2 separate regions of the Homo sapiens genome follow, and region 2 is linked to region 1. Evidence: chromatin loops called from intact Hi-C (ENCODE). Cell type or tissue: heart left ventricle. All regions are shown on one strand. Each heading gives the region's core, and the rest is flanking DNA. Links, peaks and the distances in the headings are about the cores only. Region 1 overlaps LOC105378741 (a long non-coding RNA gene). Region 2 has its middle 30 kb from the start of LINC01767.

The links. Peaks named below come from ENCODE experiments on the same cell type or tissue, not always from the same donor. Only the 100,000 strongest peaks of a DNase experiment are listed, where the experiment ranks them.
Region 2: a loop joins it to region 1, with 2.2 times the contacts of the local background. A loop is called at or near these places in 3 of 110 quality-filtered maps.

The regions. Positions count from the first base shown.
Region 1 is chr1:56,060,739-56,066,124 of GRCh38, reverse strand. All of the region lies in intron 2 of LOC105378741 (a long non-coding RNA gene), which reads left to right. All of the region lies in intron 1 of LOC124904591 (a long non-coding RNA gene), which reads right to left. Among named protein-coding and RNA genes, the nearest start is that of LINC01755, 120 kb to the right of the region's middle. In heart left ventricle, for the core only: no CTCF peak of the experiment used is centred there; a DNase peak (open chromatin) is centred at 2,474.
Region 2 is chr1:56,381,970-56,387,355 of GRCh38, reverse strand. No RefSeq gene overlaps it. Among named protein-coding and RNA genes, the nearest start is that of LINC01767, 30 kb to the left of the region's middle. In heart left ventricle, for the core only: no CTCF peak of the experiment used is centred there; no DNase peak of the experiment used is centred there.

The DNA.
Region 1 (5,386 bases), core at 94-5,093:
AACTTCTCATCTTATGGTCTGCTGTGAAGGTGATTTGGAGGTTATTCAGTTAAACATGGTTTTGTTGAGACTGTCCTATGTGTTCTTTGCTTTCACACATTTTATCTCATGTGGTGATTTTATGTTAGGTTTGTCAAACCAATAATGAATGAGGATGAGACTCAAATATGTCAGGAATGTTGGACTTAATCAGAGTGGGAATTTAAAACAATTATGACTAACGTGCTAGGGGCTCTAGTAGATACAGCAGAGAGTATGCAAGAACAGATGGGAAATGTAGGCAGAGAGACTGAATTTCTAAGAAAGAATGAAAAGTAAATGATAGCGATATAGCAGAGTGTGTAACTATTTCCTAGGCAGTAGAAATTCTGCTACGGACTGACCATTTAACATGGCCTCATCATTTCAAAAACTACATCACAGAGAAGGATGAGGCTGTTCACTAGTTCATAGCCCAGCCACTCTCATCCCTTAACACCTCGAAATCACTGTTTTTCAGTTGTACACAAATACCAACTAAGATCTACTAGTTCTCCCCCATCTGAGAGTAAGGGTCTAATGGAATACAGGAAAGGGACAGATCTCATATTCATTAGTGGAGAGAGAGGAAAGACTTACATTCCTAAGTTAGCCGACTCCAAGAAGGCTCTGAGAAGGGGGCTGAAATATGCATTTGAAAGTGAATACGGTATTTATCCACTAAGATAGTTAAGATTTATAAGTGGTCAAAGTATTTGTCCAAGGGAGAAAACTGAATATCTATAATTTTCTTATGACTGTAACTGTCTTCCTAAGTCTACTGACCTGCAGTAGTGTCATGCTATAGAGGTGCTCATATATTCTTTATTATCAAGCATTTTTATGTACTGATTTATACACAGATGACACAACATAACATTTATTAAATGTTACTTCCCTACCCTGTCCCAGCTCTTGTCTCCTTTTCTGGCAATAGAAATAGACTGGATGAAGACGCTATAAACATAGGTGAAGGGTGAGATTAATGCATAATTTAGGTATGTTTTCTTCATTCAAACCAAAGAGATTAGATTATCCGCTTTGCAATTGTAAAGCCCTTGAGGTCACAGAACATCGTATGAGTCATAGTCATAAAAACTCATCTAGGATTGACAAGCATGACAAGAATCCTCATAAATGTATCCAACAAGGGTTGTATGCAGCAACCATTCTTTTGTACCATGCTTCTCTTCTTGCTGCAGCTGTATGGTTTCACAACCACCACCTTACATGTTTGGCTTTGCCTTTTCCATTGAAAAAGGCCAGCCACTATGATCTCATTTTCTTGTTCATAGAGTGGGAATAATAATTCCTATCTCTGAGGAGAGGAGGTCATGTGGGGACTAATCAGATAATAGTGTATGTACTTCCGGATATTGAGCAAGTTTTCAACATGGTAATTCTTGCCTTCTATGTCTCCCTTATTCTGAAGGTTAATACTCAATACTTTCTACTTCAGGAATAATTTGAAGTGCCCTAGTTAAGTGAGTATAGTGACTAAACTTCAAGTAGTCTAACTGATAATTCTGCAATGGCAGTACACCTCCTCTCTAAAGACTAGGGTTTGTTGTTGTTGTTGTTGTTGTTTTAACTTTACTCTTAGGAAAAAAAATCCTCACCTTATACTCAGATACAAGCCTCTGGATCCCTCTGGACCAAATTTCCTAACTGGACTTGGTTGATGACCTCCTCCTCCCTGCTGTTCAGAATGAGCCCTGAGGCTTCTATGGCCTGTCCTGCTCCGCCATAGCTTCCTGTCAGACAATGGAAAGGCAGTCTAGCCTCACTTACCAATGGCCATTACCAATAGTCTTAAGTAACATAGCTGGCAGATGAGCTCTCCTTGAGGTCTAAACAAGATTGGTTCTGGCCCTTATTTCTCTGATTTTCCCAATATGCCTATGATTTTTGGAGGCTTAGGTACTCATGGCCACCTCTGATTTTGCCTTCTGTCTTGTGGATCACTTACTTTCATCTACTGTCTCTGTTCTGCATCATGTCAATCCTCTGCCTTGATTTCTCTAGAAAAGCAGCTCAAAAAATTTGTATTTGTGGTACATTTACTAAAGATTGAGAGAGTGGTCAGAGAAGGAATTTACATTGCAGCAATGCAAATAATTTTAAATTTAGCATAAGGCTTGTGGTAGATCAGATCGTTGTTTAGCAAATATCCACTCTTACTACCAGCCCTCCTCCATCAGAGGAGTTTACTTGCTCACTCCATTGATGGTGGGCTTGGTCATGTGAGTTGCTTTGACCAAAGATTATTATTAGAGGGAACATAGGCAGAGGTTTAAAATGTGCTTTCAAGGAGGGCTCCTATTATTGTAATTCTGTTATTTCCAAGAGAAAAGTGTGCACTATGTAGCCCATTCATCCCAGAAGGATGACAGCCTTGTGTCATAGACCTGGAACAGACACATGGCCTGGAGCCATACGCAGCCTAGGCCAGCCAACTTTCAGCTGACCCACAGACGCGTGAACAAGAAATACTTGCTTATTGTTGTTTTGAGTTTTGAGGTCATTAGTTATGCAGCAATATCTTACTGATACAAAGCTTCATTGTTCCTAAACATCTTTCGGCAACCTTGGCAGTGAGGAGCTTTCACTTTTCTCTTCATGTTGTACAGTGGCCTAGTCTCATGCCATTTCACTAATTGTTCTTCATTTCTCCTTCTTCTCCCCAAACTTCTGTCTTTCCAGTACCCCCAAACCACTATTAATTTTGGATGTATTATACATTATTTATCTCTTTTGGTGACCTTAGCTCATGCCAATGCATATCTCAAAGTGATGATTTCATTTCAAGCTGCTTTAAAGAATTTTAATAAACAAAGATTCTTTATAGGGGGAAAGAATGTCTTTTCTGTGCTACCTGTTAAGACAATAACACTTTTCTTTCTCATCTATTATCTGCTCTCACCTCTGCCCCCTCATCACAATCTGACTTTGCTATTCCTTGGAGAATTCCAACAATTTTATCAGGCAGAAGGCCAAGTCTAGGTGGTCTGCACTTGCGCAGGGTATATTTTTGCTTGGAATTCATACGGATCTGGGCTTTTTAACTAGTCTGATAGCTGTGTCATTAAAAAGCATTTAAAACCCCCTTACTCTGCCCCCACCTTTGACCTTGTTTCCCTGTCCATCCCAGCATCAATGTAGCACTAGGTCCTCTGGCTCTGTCTTCTGCTCTTCCAGTCTCCGTCACTGGCTTTTAACCTGGCATGTGTTCATTTTCTGACCTTTCCCAATCCAGGCCCTTCTGTGCAACTGCCACTCCCTCTTCCCCTCAAGTTCAATGACGAAAGACGCCCATGCGTCAGAACAGTGCCCTGGTTTCTCTGACTGGAGGCTCTGAGATATGGATAACAAGAGTTTCTCTACCTACTCAGGGCTTCATGGAGGGATAGGGCAAATACCACCCTCAATCCCAGCCAAGCTTGCCATCACCATTCCTGTTTCTTGCCAGTCCTGTGTCCAGAATATCTTCCTGATGTTCCCCTCCATGTTTTGGATCAATTTTTCTGTCTGTGTTGTTTCTGGAGCTGCAGCCTTTTAAGACCTAGGCTCCTGAGGCACTTATGCCCTGTTGCTCTTGATTCTCAGGGTTTCTAGAACCTGCTGTACCTGCTAGCCCTGTCTGGCTATGTGATTTGTATATAGTCCCTTCTATTGAGCTGTCCCTCCACTTCTTTTTGCCCCATGTTCCTAAGCATGGTGTTTCCCATACTCAATGCCTCTCTGCTGTGACACATCAGGTGGCAGGGCCATGGGGGCTTCACCCTATCTTCTCTTAGGGGCTCTTGTTGACACTCGGTACCCAAGTGCCTCCTGGATCAGGACCAGGGTCTTTATATGTCCACAGCACTGAAAGCATCATGATTTCCCTCCCACATATGTAATTTGAAAATAAAATCAAATTACTTATTAGCCATTCCTCCTTTGCCAATGTCCTAAGCATGGGTTTAGTTCACTGCTGTTAGAAAATCCAGCACTGATGAACCTCTCTCAGTCTTGCTCATACCCATCCTCCTTCCTGCCTGTGCTACCTGTTAGGCCTGTTATATAACTGCCTACTCTGCACTTCCTCTTACCATGCCCTTCTGGAAAGATGAGTGTTCTGCTCTGCTGCTTAGAAAGGACTTCCTCTTTTGTCTTCTTTCTTGGAGGGAGGAATTAACCTGGTTAGTATTATGAGTGGCTATTTAAATTGTGCTTTCTTGAATCTGGCTATCTTAGTTTTCTTTTCTCCCCCATCTACAACCAAATCCACCTGACACCTATTTCTTGCAAAAGTTTTGGTGTTTATTGGGGAGATGGGACTGCCAATGGAGAAGACGCTTCCTGGGGTCCTTGGGCAGCCAAGGAGCAGCATGAGAGCAACTGCGTTGGTAAATCATGGAGGAGAATTTGCCACTACAAGACCTGTGCCTGCCAGAGAAAATAGCAGTAAACACAGCCTTTTGTCTGTATGAAAGACTCTGCAGTTTATAAGGCTTTCACAGAATTTTCTAAATCCATCCTCACCACAGTCAATTTTATATTATCCTAATATTATCCTCATTTTATAGATGAGGAATTAGAGCCCAGAGGGCTTAACTCACTCCCAAACTTACCCAGATGGTATAAAAAAATTTAACCAACTGGAGGATTTTGTCAAAGGCTGGCCCATATTTGAGATTAATTTTGGCCCATTTCAATTCATAAAACTGAAAAAAATGAGTTTTTTAAAATTTATTTAAGTTATTTGCACATATTTATATTTATACCCCATCTTATTTCAGACAAGATTTAAGCAAACACACATATACACTTACACATATCCCAACTGAATATGTGGGAACTACATTTTTGAAAGATTTTTTTAACCCAAAACCTCAAATGATTTGTTTAGCTTTTGGTCAACAAACAAGAGCACTTGTATTTCTATCACTAAGTTTTTGCTTTTGCAGGGGGGTGAGTAATGTCTAGCAAAGCCTCCTCTGTTGAAACCCAAATACACTCAAGTTGAGCACTTAAACCGAGGCAGAGGAAGCCAAGACCCAGCAAGCCTGCCAGATGTTTATACTGCCTTTTCATGGAAAGCTAAGCTTTTTATTTTTGTTTGCTTATTTGTTGAGCTGTGGAAGGGAAGTTTGAACAAGACCCATTCCAGGGCAATGAAGGGCAGAATGTTAAGAGGTACTGATGAAATACATGGCTGATCTCTATGTGGGTGATGGTCTGGCTACTTGATAGCCAGGGAAATCTGGGGTCCTTGGAAGGCAGAGGGCACAGGACGCTGGTTCTGGCTGTCACTTGGATAGCTATGTAGTTGGTGGGCAAGTGACTTGCCTTGGGGAAAATGGCTTTGCCACTAAGAACATAG
Region 2 (5,386 bases), core at 285-5,284, 320 kb before region 1:
TCACTATGCATGTCAACAGCATAGTTGGCCCATTCCCAGATGATTTTAGGTGTTCAAGATAAATTAGTACTTGCTCTTCAACCATAAAAGGGGCTTTGTGATGCAAAGTCTATAAGGAAGCTTAGCACCAGTCATGAAGCATAAAGGAGTATGAATAGTGTCCCCAAACTGGGAAAGGTTGGTGGTTTGTGAGACATAAAGAAATAATTTTTGTGTTTACTTTCGTTTGTTCATTTGTTTTAGAAAATTGTGGTCAAGATAGGTAATAAATCAGAGTCTGGAGGCAGACCAGGTTGGGGGTACTTAAAGGACATACATGAGAAGAGAAATTCTTGTGATATAGTAGAAGAATGAAGGGGAAAGGTAGGGACAGGGCATGAAACAACAACCATCAACATTTACTGAGTATTTCCTATGTGCCAGGCATTGTTCTAAATGCTTTAAAGCCTGAGCTCATTTAACACATCAGATGAATTAACTTGTCCAGTACTCACATCACACCTGAGGTGGAAGCTGCTCTTATGTGTATCTGGAAGTAAGGAAACTGAGGCACAGCCAGGTGAAGGTGCGTGCAAAGAATGCATGCATCTACCTCAATTTACTTTTAAAATGGATTTAAAAAGTCCTTAAAGAAACATGCTCTCATTATAGAAAATTCAAAAAAGATTTCCATCTCTACGGTTCTCTTATATTCAATTTATGTTGGTGCGTTTTCTTTGAGAGTGTTTTAGATTATTTTACTCTCTACTTATATGTAATTACAATCATGGTGTGCATTTATATATATCAGGAGCATATTGCTTCTTGTCTTCATGACTATAGTTTTAAATGGTGGTTTAATATTTCATTAAGTGGGTATATTAGAACTATTTTTTTCTGCTAATATGAACATCTTGGGACAGAAATCTTTGACAGCAACTCTTATTATGTTTTAAAGATGCATTTCCTGAGGTTGAATTACTGAATGAAATAGAGTGGCCAATTTCATGGCTCTTCATTCATATTGCCAATTTGCTTTTCCCACAGGGTTGAACACATTTATAGTATCCTGAACAACGCAGGAGGCTATGAATTTAATTACATCCTTGCCAGCATTGTGTGTTTTTATTTTTATTTTTTTGTTAAATTTATTAGGGAAATATGGTAGACTGTGTGAATTTTAATTTGCATCTTTTTACTTATTATTGGGATTGATCATTTTCTCTCACATGAGGTCCCTCTTTCATGATTTAAAAAACTTTTTGGTGAGTGTAATTTTTTCAAAACAAACATTTGCATGTTAGGATAAATGAAGTACATAACGGGGCAAAGAGGGGGTAAACTTGCAGACCAGGAGATTTTTGAGCCTAGAAAACTGGAAGAAAGGCCACCCCCAGCCTAAACAAACAGAGGGGAGGCAGGAGTCATTGGTAGAATACTTGGAACCTGTTTCAGTGCTGTCCAGAAAGTGGTGAGTCTTGCCATCCTCTGGTTAATATCTTCTTTTTCCTTTTTATTACACAAATAAAGTATGTTCATTGCAGAAAAAAATAAAAATAAGGACAAAGAAATAAAAATCAGCCATATTTCCACCATTCAGACAATCCTTTAACATTTCATTGTATACTCTCTCCCTCTTTGTATAGAAAATATAACACACATACACCTCTATATAATAGTGTCTCTTTTGAGCTTTCTTCTCTTAACCATGAATTTCTTGCTCTTCCTTCCTTCCATTTCCCTGTCACTCTCTCTCACAGCTCAAATGCCTTTGATCTTGTAGTTGTTTGCACTTCCTTATTCAGAATTGCTTAAGAGACTTGAGACCTTGGGTCACATCTTCAAGGTCCTATGGGAGTCCTTATGGAATCTGAACCAAGCCACACAGTTGGCCACAGTTATTTCTGTGTCTTTTTTCAAACCTGACTCTATTTGTTATCATGTGCTTCTGACTGGCAGAGGGCAACTTGGCTAGATCTGGAAGGACAAACACAAGATAAATCTCATGTGTGTGCTCATAGTCATCGTGACTTCTTTGAAGAAGATCTGTGTAATCTAGTAGATATTCTCCAAAAAAGTGATAAAAAAAAGTTCATGTCGGACTGATCTCAACACTTCTATTATTGACTTCCATTATTGAAAAATTAAAGTTTCAAGGGCAGCTCTCTTCATAGGCTCAATTTATGAAAGGGGAGCCTCATTCTGTTCTTATGTCTCCTTCATTTCTTCTTAGCCTTTTAAAAATTTGGTCTATAGGGATAGATGGGTTCTAATGAGGCTCAGCAGGCCACCAGCTCCTAAATTCCTTGTCAGAGGCAGAATTTTGGATGGAACACTTATGTGCTTATTATATGATAAACTCGTTTGTATACATTTAACCACTCTAGATTCTCCAATCTTTCCAAACTTCAGTTACTGTATCTGTAAAAGTAGAAATAATAATGCCTATTTTGTAGATTTGCCATGGGAATAAATGGTAGAGAGAAGGTAAAAGCTTAGTCCAGGAACTGGCTCAAAGAAGGCACCTCATATATGGCAGCTCTTATTACATAAGGGGTTGCAATGGTGATTTCACCCTAGCACTGATCATGACCTGCAGTTGTGTTGGAAGCTCCTCTGGGAGAAGGATAGCCTACAAAGTATGCAAGATGATTTACACAGGCCATCCCATCTAATCTGTCTGCCATCCTACTAGATAAATTATTACCCTCCATTTTATGGATTCATTTATTCATTCAACAAATATTTATAAAGCACCTCCTGCGTGCGAGGCACTATTTCAGAATGTTGGAGGCACAGATGTTGGTGAACAGAGCAAAGCCCCTGTTCTCATGGAGCTTACATTCAGGTTGAAGGAGACAGGTGACAAGTAAGTGAATGACTATTTCAAGGGGTGGTAAGATTATGAGGGAGGAGAGAGCAGGACATGGAAGATAGCGGAGCAGAACGGGGGAGGCTGCTATTATACAGATCCATCTGTTTCTGTGAAAGGCAGATCAGAGGAGGCCTCCAGTAGTGTAAATCCGAGCAGAGACCTGAAATTAGTGAGAGAGTGAGCCATGCTGATAACCCACGGAGGCACGCTCTGGGCAGTAGGCCCTGCATCTGCAAGGGCTCGGAGGTGGGAACGCACTGGTTGGAGGCACAAGGAGGGCATTGTGGTTGGGATGGAGTGAGTGACAGGGAGTGCAGTGGGAGAAGAGGTGAGAGAAGAAGTACTGGCTGTGGGAGAAAATATTTAGTAGGGCCCTGCAGGGCATTGTGAGTTCTTTAGCTTTTACTGAGGGAAATAAGAAGTAGAGAAGTGACACATGATCTGACTTTGCAAAGTGTCACTATGGCTGCTGCATGAGAAAAGTCTTTAAGGGTGAGGGTGTGGAAGCAGGGAGACCAGCGAGGTGACTGTTGTAGTAATCTAAGCAAGGGATAATGGGAATGTGGATCTCGGTGCTAATGGGGTGGGTGGCACGAAGAGGTCAGGTTGGGGAAGGTAGAGCTGGCAGGCTTTGCTGACGGACTGGAAGGTGGGGGTGTAAATACAGTATGATGGTTTTAGACCTGAGTAACTGGTGGCATAGGAGTTGCCATTTTCTAAGATGGGGAACACAGGGTGGAGCAGGAATCAAGAGTTTGGTTGGGGCATGTTAAATTTGAGATGTCTGTTAATGGTCCAGTTGAGATGTTAGGTATGTACTTAAATATCAGAGCTTAGGGTTTTGGGGAGAGGTCTGGGCTAAACATTTGGAAGCCTTTTGCATATAACTAGTGTTTGTCATATAAATAATATTTAAGGCCATGGGTAAGATCGCCAAGGAAATGAGTACAGACAGAACAGAGAAGTGGCCCGAGGACTAAGCTGGTAGCATTTCAACATGGCACAGGTGAGGGAAACCTACGACCCATGAGAAAAATCAAAGCAAGGGGAGTCAAGCCATTTGCTTCACAGTGAGTAGCAGAGATGGAAATCCAAGCTCTATGGGTCTGACTCTGAAGTCTGTGTTATTAACCCCTCAGCAACACTCCAAATGCTGGAGCAAAGAGGTCTTTTCCTGGAGACATAAAACGTAGGTGGCTTGCCAGTCTCACCTCTCAATGCGCCAGGATTGCAAGCTAAGCCCTCAGGTTTGAGCAAATAAGATACTTCAGTTGCTGGTAGAACCAGACTACATCCATCAGTTCCAGCTGGTGCAGTACTCAAGGATCTCCAGGGAGCAAGAAAGGGCTAGTAATTAAGAAAGATTCCTTTCCTGAGCTGCACTGGGTCACAGTGACTGTCAGGGTTAAAAGATTGATGGCTTAATAAAGACCACCTGAAAAGGCAATTGACCAGCCAGGGAAAAACAATCATCGCCACCCACCCACTACCGGCAGAGTCTCCGTTGAGTCCCACCATGAAAGCAGAGCTGCTTGGAACTATCTGCACTCAATATCAGGATTGTTTGAACAATCCTCAAACAAGCATAAGATGCATTCCTTCATTAACTGGTAGTCTACTCTCTGCCCATTTCCTCGACTAGGTATGTCGAGATAAATAAGCAGTTCCCCTGCTCTTAGGAGTTCAGAATATTGCAGAGGCCATGATTATATTCAAGATTCTGAACAAGCCAAGCCCTCCATTTAAAAATGCTGCAGGTATGTATGTTTTAATCTTTTAAAACTTCACTTCTATAATGGTGTGGTGATTTAGAGCCCAGTATGTAGTAAATATTCAATAGGTTATTCACTGAATTTGAAGCATGTGTGGAGTCATAGAGAAAGGGCCCAGAATCAAGAATTAGGAGACCTGGCTGGGCGTGGTGGCTCATGCCTGTAATCCCAGCACTTTGGGAGGCTGAGGCGGGTGGATCACTTGAGATCAGGAGTTCGAGATCAGCCTGGCCAACATGGTAAAACCCCATCTCTACTAAAAATACAAAAATTAGCCAGGTGTGGTGGCGCACACCTGTAGTCCCACCTACTCTGGAGGCTGAGGCAGGAGAATTGCTTTAACCTGGGAGGCAGAAGTTGCAGTGAGCGGAGATCTTGCCACTGCACTCCAGCCTGGGTGACAGAGTGAGACTCCATCTCCAAAAAATTAAAAAGAATTAGGAGACCAGCATTGCAGCTACAGTTTTGCCAAAAATAAAAATAAAAAATAAAAAAAAATGGCCTTCTAACTTTAAACAGATCCCTCCCTCTTTCTTCTTCTCTGGATTTTAGTTTGCCCATCTGTCAAAAATCGGGTTGAATTAAATTATCGTTGGAGATATTTTAGATCTAAGATTAGAATTTGTCTAAAGGTCTAAAAGCCTCGGTTAAAAAAAAATCCCCTTCCTAAAATGCTACTAAATGTCAAGATGTGCTTTTCGTAGCACAGGTGTTCCAGAGGATTTAGGAAACCGAAGCAGATGCATGCCTGCTGTGTGAA